Linked DNA regions of Homo sapiens: region 1 is linked to region 2. The links are chromatin contacts, found by Hi-C in ENCODE. All regions are on one chromosome and are shown on one strand. Each heading gives the region's core, a stretch centred on a gene start or an enhancer-like site at or near the end of the contact. The rest is flanking DNA. Distances are from core to core; before and after follow the strand shown. Region 1 holds the start of SLC12A1 (solute carrier family 12 member 1). Region 2 holds the start of LINC01491 (long intergenic non-protein coding RNA 1491).

Region 1 (3,843 bases), core at 242-2,741, 360 kb before region 2:
CACTAACTTGAAAGCGATTGGTATTACTGGGCACTGAATCCAGAAATACATTGGAAGAGTTGTTCAGTGACATCTTCCAAAATTGATTTTTTACTGAGCTATCTACTTTGTGGTTGTTTTAAAAAATCTATATATTTCTTCATCAAAATAAACACTAATGTGCTTCCATTAGGGAGCTCCTGGCTTTTGTTCTAGATGATTCAATAAATAGATTCTTGATATATTGTCTCCGATATAATCTTCAGGATGTTCTTCAAAGCTGTCATTGAAAAAGAAAATTAAACTTGTTCCAAGTAATACAAATATATTTAGGTAAGGGTGGGATATAAGGGAACAGTTTTATTTTACAAGACATACAATTTTAAACTCATTTCACTAAAATTTATCTGTCCAGGAACCTTAGTCATGTGAGTAATTAAATCTGATAATAAATAACTGGAAAACTGTTCCAGCAAACAGAACTTCCAATGCAGTCATTAAAATGTTACCTGTGTTTGTAGTATTTGCTTGAATTCAGTGCACTGGAGTTCACTGTGACTTTAGAAAAGATGTAACTTTACTTATTGAATACAGTAAGAGCTGATGAGAATATTCTCAGCCTAAGACACAGTTCACTGACAGTACTAAATGCTGAAACTGCAAAGTATTTTGATTGTTAGGAATATATACTATACAACATATAAAATGAAAAACAAAACTTCTAAAAAATATATTCTTGCTAGTTTATAAAAATCTGTACATGTTCAACTTATAAATTCCAAATTTTGTTACCTATGCAACAAGTAAAAAATTATGTTTTAGAATATGCATTTAAAAAATACATCCCATCAAGATGATGTCTCTGTGAATTCTTAGATCTTTTACAAGATCCAAATGTTTCATTTGCTCATACATTTGTTTGTTTTGCAAATACTAACATGAAACCTTAAAAAAATATGAATATAGAAATAAGTCATATATCTATAAGAAATAAGTCATATACCTTAAAAAAGTCCTCTGCTATGTTTAGGTAAAATAATCATGCTCTACTGACTCATTTTAATGAAATGTCTTCAATAATTGAGAGGTTTATATTTGACTGTGAGGTGAATAGACTTCACAATAATTTTCGCAATTTCATAGTACTGGCCTGTCTTAAAACACTTGCTTTAGAATTATATTTCCTTATTGATACCTTAAAATTTGGCTTTTCAAGGGAAGTTCTAGAAAAATGAGATAAATATAAATAAAAACTTGTCTCTCTCATGCAGTTATTAAAGCTGTGTATTTGAATTAAAAAAACCCTCAACTTCATTTCTCAAGTAACCTTTCCTGGGGAAATTATAAATGAAGCTATTATCGTTTTAGTTTTTACAAAACACTTCTCTTCATAGTCCTTGACACCCTCACCTACTCCTCAGAATCTACTTTATGACATAATATTAAGTATGATTTTTACCCTGCCCAGAAATGTTCAACTTACCACCAAGGAGCCTTCTTCTGAGGAAATGTAACCTGCTTCAGCGTCACCCAGGAATATATGGGACACTTAGCTTTCAGCCAGAAAGTTAGGCTTCTGCTTATTGGTTAGAAACTTTCTTGAAAGAGATGACTGTGCAATGATTGGCCTGGAATAGTACTGTAAGCCCCACCAGGTCATTAGCCCTGAGGAAACTTAAGTACCACATCAACTGGTAACTAGTAGTAAACCATTAATCCTTTTAGACAGGAAGTAACATAGAGTTTCTTTAATTCATAAGGAGAATTGGATCCCTTAACAGCAATTGTCCAAAAAATATGAGCATTGCCATTAGTCATTTGGGAATAGATAAATTGAGTTCCACCGTCTTACAGATGAGTCCTAGTGACCTCCTATTGTTTAGCATGTGTATCAAAATATAGTTCTCCAGAGACAATTTCTATACTCTGTAACTAGAAAGTAGTGTCTGAAATGATTTTATCTTGCTTGTAGTAGACATTACCTTGACTCTTTTGCATGGGAAGTAAGCAGATTAAGAGTGGAATCAATGATTTATTGAAAATATTTCTATTTTGGGAAATATGGGAAAATTTTTTTTTTTTGAGATGGAGTCTCGCTCTGTTGCCCAGGTTGCAGTGCACTGGTGCAATCTCAGCTCACTGCAACTTCTGTCTCCCAGGTTCAAGTGATTCTCCTGCCTCGGCCACCTGAGTAGCTGGGATTACAGGCGCCCACCACCACGCCTGGCTAAATTTTTTTGTAATTTTAGTAGAGATGGGGTTTCACCAGGTTGACCAGGCTGATCTTGAACTCCAGACCTCAGGTAATCTGCCCGGCACAGCCTCCCAAAGTGTCAAGATTACAGGTGTGAGCCACCGCGCCCAGCAGGGAAAACTGTTTTAAGCAGGAACCAAACTGTGGGTAAGCATCTCAGTGGCACTACTAAATGACCTTTCTGTCTCCAACTAGAAAAACATTTTTTTGTCCAACTCAGTTTTTGAGTTTTGTTGAGGAAAAGGTTTTTCTTTTTCAGATCTGCAAGTAGGTGATTATTAACACTGCAAACAATTCCTCCCTCAAGTCTGTCACTGATTATCAATCAGGATGATTGAATGAGTCCTCTTTGTTTCTTATAAGAAACGATTTAAGTGATTTCCAGTTGTCTGAGTAGCTCGGTTGTGGTGTAATATAGTGGCTAGGAGCAAGACTCAAGTCAGAAGGCCCAACTTATGTCGTGGCCCTGCCACTTGCTGTCTGTGTGAACTCAGTCAAGTTACTCAATCTTTCTGTGCCTTAATTTTCTCATCTGCAAATGCAGTTGTGGATTATAATTGTACCTACCTTGTTGTAGAGTTATTTTGAGGAATAAATGAGTTAGTTTGTGTATGGGGTTTAGAACAGCAACAATTTGTACCTAGTGCTTGCTTTCACTATTTTAGCGCTATTTACAATTAGCTGGGGATTTTTACTTAGCACATACAAGATTGTGAGGTGAATCATTAGAGATTGGGATAGATATTTTGTCTATAAAAAATAAGTGTAAAGGTAAGTTAGTGAACTGATACAGGATTATAGAAGTGTCTAGAGACACCTAAGTAAAACCCTTTAGATCCTCTTCGTTAAGTAAATGTCATGCTAATCAGTCAGGCTAATGTCGTGAGGCTATATCAGAAATAGAGACAGAATTACAAGTATATACCTATAACTCATTCCACTCTTAAAGGTCACCAGTACAAGGCATTTATCTGTTCAACAAAGGGTTCTGATTCCTCATATAGAAAGTGTTTTGGCATAGGAGTGTCCGATTTCAAATTCAGCTGGGTGGGGCTGGTTGTTTAGATCAAGACAAAGAACAGCTAGGATGGGGCTGGCACCCAAAATAAGTTCTATTCACCAGACCAGGACAGGAGCCATAAGCTGGCATCCTCCAACCCTTTTTGGAGCCACTTATTTACTCTACAACCTTTTTCCTCTACCAATGACTGTGAATACCTCTGATACCAGTCAATTTCCTTTTTCTTGCTGACTGACTGCCTGACTTCAGAGTGGTATGAATTTGTTTTAGTCTTGGTCTTATATCAACCAGACATTTTCATTCTAAGCCTTTTATCTCTCACTGTGAAATGAAAGTCTTTGTTCTCTTTTAAGGGGATTCAGGCATCCTGGAACAAATGGGAGACAGTTTTGGGGGATATGGATGAAATAACACCATCCATAAAGCCAACCTTGAAAGGTGAATCCGATTTAGGCCTTTCAGACAAGCGGGAAAGGTAACAGGAGCAAGCTATCTTGAGGTATGCTCCTCTATCTTTCCTCTGTCCTCTCTGACAAGGCTTTTGGGAAGGGGAAGCTAGAGGCTGATCCAACTGTGACACTGAACATCT
Region 2 (3,684 bases), core at 974-3,473:
CTGACTTACTCTACCAACGTCTCATATTGTTAAATCTGTGCATTTTACTTCCTGTTTGTTGCTAGGAATGGCTTTGTGAGGTCTAAGCCTGTTTGATGCTAAGCTCTTGCCTTCCTAATTCTGAGAAGACAGAACTTAGTCCAGCTAGACAAATAGGAAATCTCCTGCTTTTAACCTGGGAGACAAAATATTAACTTTTTTTGAAAATAGAAGAATACAAAGAAGTTGATAATATGAAGAAGAGTGAATTTTGCAGTCATAAGCAGTCCATATTTTTATTTGCTTTTTTAAAGGACTAAGGGTCAAAGTTGTTTCTAGAAATCTGCAAATTTTCTTTTATCTTTTTTTTTTTTTGAGACAGAGTCTTGCTCTGTCGCCCAGGCTGGAGTGCAGTGGCGCAATCTCAGCTCACTGCAAGCTTCACCTCCTGTGTTCACGCCATTCTCCTGCCTCAGACTCCCGAGTGGCTGGGACTATAGGCACCTGCCACCACACCCGGCTAATTTTTTGTATTTTTTAGTAGAGACGGGGTTTCCCTATGTTAGCCAGGATGGTCTTGATCTCCTGACCTCGTGATCCACCTGCCTTGGCCTCCCAAAGTGCTGGGATTACAGGCGTGAGCCACTGCGCCCGGCCAAATTTTCTATATTTTTTGTGATTATTTTCAGTGTGCAAGTGTTTCCTGTAATTGTGTAGAGTCTGTTATTAACTCTATCAACTCAGATACATTCTCCATGTGTTCCTCAATCCTTATGCCCTGACTTCTGCCCCATATACACACACTGCCCCCCCCACTCACACAGGTGTGTCCTCCCGTGTGCACACACACTCATATATACAAAAATATGCAGCAATAGGAGTCTACTCTGTTAATTCAGAAAATTTGCTCTCTCTGTTCTCAGGTGAGGTAACAGAATGCCTTTGGTTCTTTTTATATCTTCCTAGGTTCTTTGTATCATATCAGTTACCAGAGTCCTCTAAGAGTAAGTTCAAAACCTTTAGCTCTATGCCCACAGAGTAGTTTACAGCCATGGAAGAATTTATCCTTGTCTTATTTAGAAAGGATTTCTCTCAGAAGAAAATAGAGGGCTCTTTCTTTAACTTTATTGTTTAATACACTCACTCATGCATGCAAGCATTGATTCATCCAGTAAATGTTATTTCTGCATACCTACTTTATGCCAGCCTATGAGAGTAAACTCCATTCTATATCCTTACTTAGCTCACAAAGAAGCAAGGGACACATTCATCAAACACTAACTTCATGACAACATGACAAATTAGGTAGTGGACAAGAGTGCTCAGTGTCAGGGGTGGGCATGCTGAGGAGGGAGTGACGAGCTCTGCCTGCCTACCAGAAGAGATGGTATTTGAACCAGGCCTTCAGGAATGCTGTGCACTTCTAGAACTTGGCAGAGGGTGAGGGGCTGCAGCCTAGGAGAGGGAACAAAGCAGGAAAGCACACAGCATGTGTGGGGAGCGACAGGTGGTATGAAGTGACGGTAGTTGAACTCAAGGTTGCAAAAGCCAAGAGTAGGCAGGTTGTGAGGAGCATAAGGGCTGGGTCTGTCCTGGGGATTTGCCTACTTCTTTCTTGACCTTCAGAATATTTTTAAATTCTAAGTATAAATACGGAGATTAGAAAGTCTTCTGCAATGTTGGATTGGAAAATATGAGAAACAATCAGGATACATTTTGGTGGTGGTGGCCAAAATAATGACGACCTCCTCCTCCTCCTCCTCCTTCTCCTCTTCCTCCTCCTCTTCCTCCTCCTCCTCTTCTTCCTCTTCTTCCTCCTCCTCCTTCTCTTTCCTCCTCTTCTTCTTCCCCTACTCCTTCTTCTTCTCCCCTTACTCCTTCTTCTCCTCCTCAATTATCTTCCTCCTCCTTGTCCTCCTTCTCCTGTTATAAAATAGTAGGAATGCATGATTTTGCTATAATTTTGCAAACAATAGTGCATAGAATGCCTGGACATGGGGAAATTTGGGTGCCACTCTGTACTAGTTTTCTATTCAGAAACAAGATGCAGTTATCTCATACACATAAAATGTTAATGAGCTGAGGCTCTGTGCCCACTGTGAACTACCCATGGCCTGGATCTGCTGTGGAGAACTCTGGAGATTGCTGGGTAGAATGTCAGAATTCAAGTGACCTCAAAGCCCTATTGTGACCAAATGGCTCTTGGTATGAATAGGGATGTTCACACTCAGGCCTGTGACCACAGAAAAAGTAGCCAGCCCACCATCCCTAGATGATTTTGCAGTCTTTGCACACCAGTGTGGCCATAGGCTTGTTTTCTCCTGGACTGAGCCTGCAGATCCTATGAGCAAGTAGGAAAATCTAATGTGAAAATATATGCCTTGCATAGGTTGTAATATCCAAAAAGTTACCACAGTGGAAAATGACTAATTAACCTTGTTGATCCTGGAGAGCCAGTACTTCGATCCTATGAGCCAAGACCATGTTAGTTTGCCAGGCAGGTTAGGCTAATCAGAGTTGGCCAGGATATTTTGTGCATACAGACACAGCCTGGATACCCACAATAAATAGTTTCTTGGCCTGATTTTCAATAAGCACTCCTTGTACATAGGGTTACTTCTGAACTTCCATTGTTGACCTAAGCAGCCTACTACTCTAACCTCTAAAGGACCAGTGCAGCAGGCATCCAGCCTTGCAAGCTCGCAGTCATAAACATTTTTCTGAGCTCACATAAGCCCATCCCAGAAACACCTTCATGCATTTCATAAAAGGACATAAAGGATCAATGAGTTGAATTTTGGCAAACCTAAGCTTCTTATACTTTAACTATTTTCTCTAAACTCTGTCTCAGCTTTCTTCGTTCATCTATGACAATTCTTCATCTATCATCAGATTTCTCATTATTGATCCCCACTCCACCCCTGCCACTCAAACAAGTTGGTTACTTTCTCTGTATTTGCTCAGTCAATTTCTTTTTTCTCACCTAAATTTGTCTCCCTCTAGCTCTTGTGGCTCTGGCTTATTTTTTATATTCTCCATAACTCTTTCCCCAGTAACCTCTAGAAAACACAAATATCTTCCCTTTTTTAATTTGCATCTTAGTAAATATTTATTGAATGTATATTTTATGTCATTATTATGTGCTGTGAAGAATATAAGGGCAAGTTAGGATATTTATCCTCAAAGAGCTTACGGTTTAAAGAAAAAACTAGTTAGATAGACAAGTATACCCCGAGGAAAAGGTGACTAACAGTGACTAGAGGGATGAGACCACAAAAGAAATTGCATTTGAACAGAGCTTTAGTGAATGTGAATTATCTTTGATTTCTGATTGTGTTTAGCACTTGCTGTATCTTGTACTACGGCATGTAATTACACCTAATGTGACCGTCCTTTAAAACATACAATTTATTTCATGCCCAATTTTGTCAACTGTGGGTGGGATTGGTCTCCCTGGAAGAGAGTAAACTCCTTTAGTGCAAGCCATGTCATCTTTTTTTCTTGTATTCCTCAGGCATATGTCCTGTGCTCCACTAGTCCTAGCTGGATCGTGGACATATTACCATCATTACAAATATCAATAGTTTGTGATTACTTCAAACAATCTGAAGTTGAAGGACCCCAGATATCCTTCAAAACAGGGTATGTTGTTCAGAATTATAATAGTCAATGTGATGCATTTCAAAATACTGCTGTCCTTCTTAA

The links. Hi-C counts contacts between places; a loop is a spot of excess contacts on that map.
Region 1: a loop to region 2 is called in a map with no recorded cell type, with 4 times the contacts of the local background. The contact joins the promoter of SLC12A1 here to the promoter of LINC01491 in region 2. A Hi-C loop is called at or near these places in 1 of 37 single-sample maps with no recorded cell type.

What each region holds. Positions count from the first base shown.
Region 1 is chr15:48,203,950-48,207,792 of GRCh38, reverse strand. It overlaps SLC12A1 (solute carrier family 12 member 1), which reads right to left and starts at 1,491. Exons shown (of 27, transcript NM_000338.3): 1 at 1,463-1,491; 2 at 1-259. The coding sequence starts at 73.
Region 2 is chr15:47,844,775-47,848,458 of GRCh38, reverse strand. LINC01491 (long intergenic non-protein coding RNA 1491) reads left to right here and starts at 2,223. Exons shown (of 5, transcript NR_120336.1): 1 at 2,223-2,330; 2 at 3,494-3,621.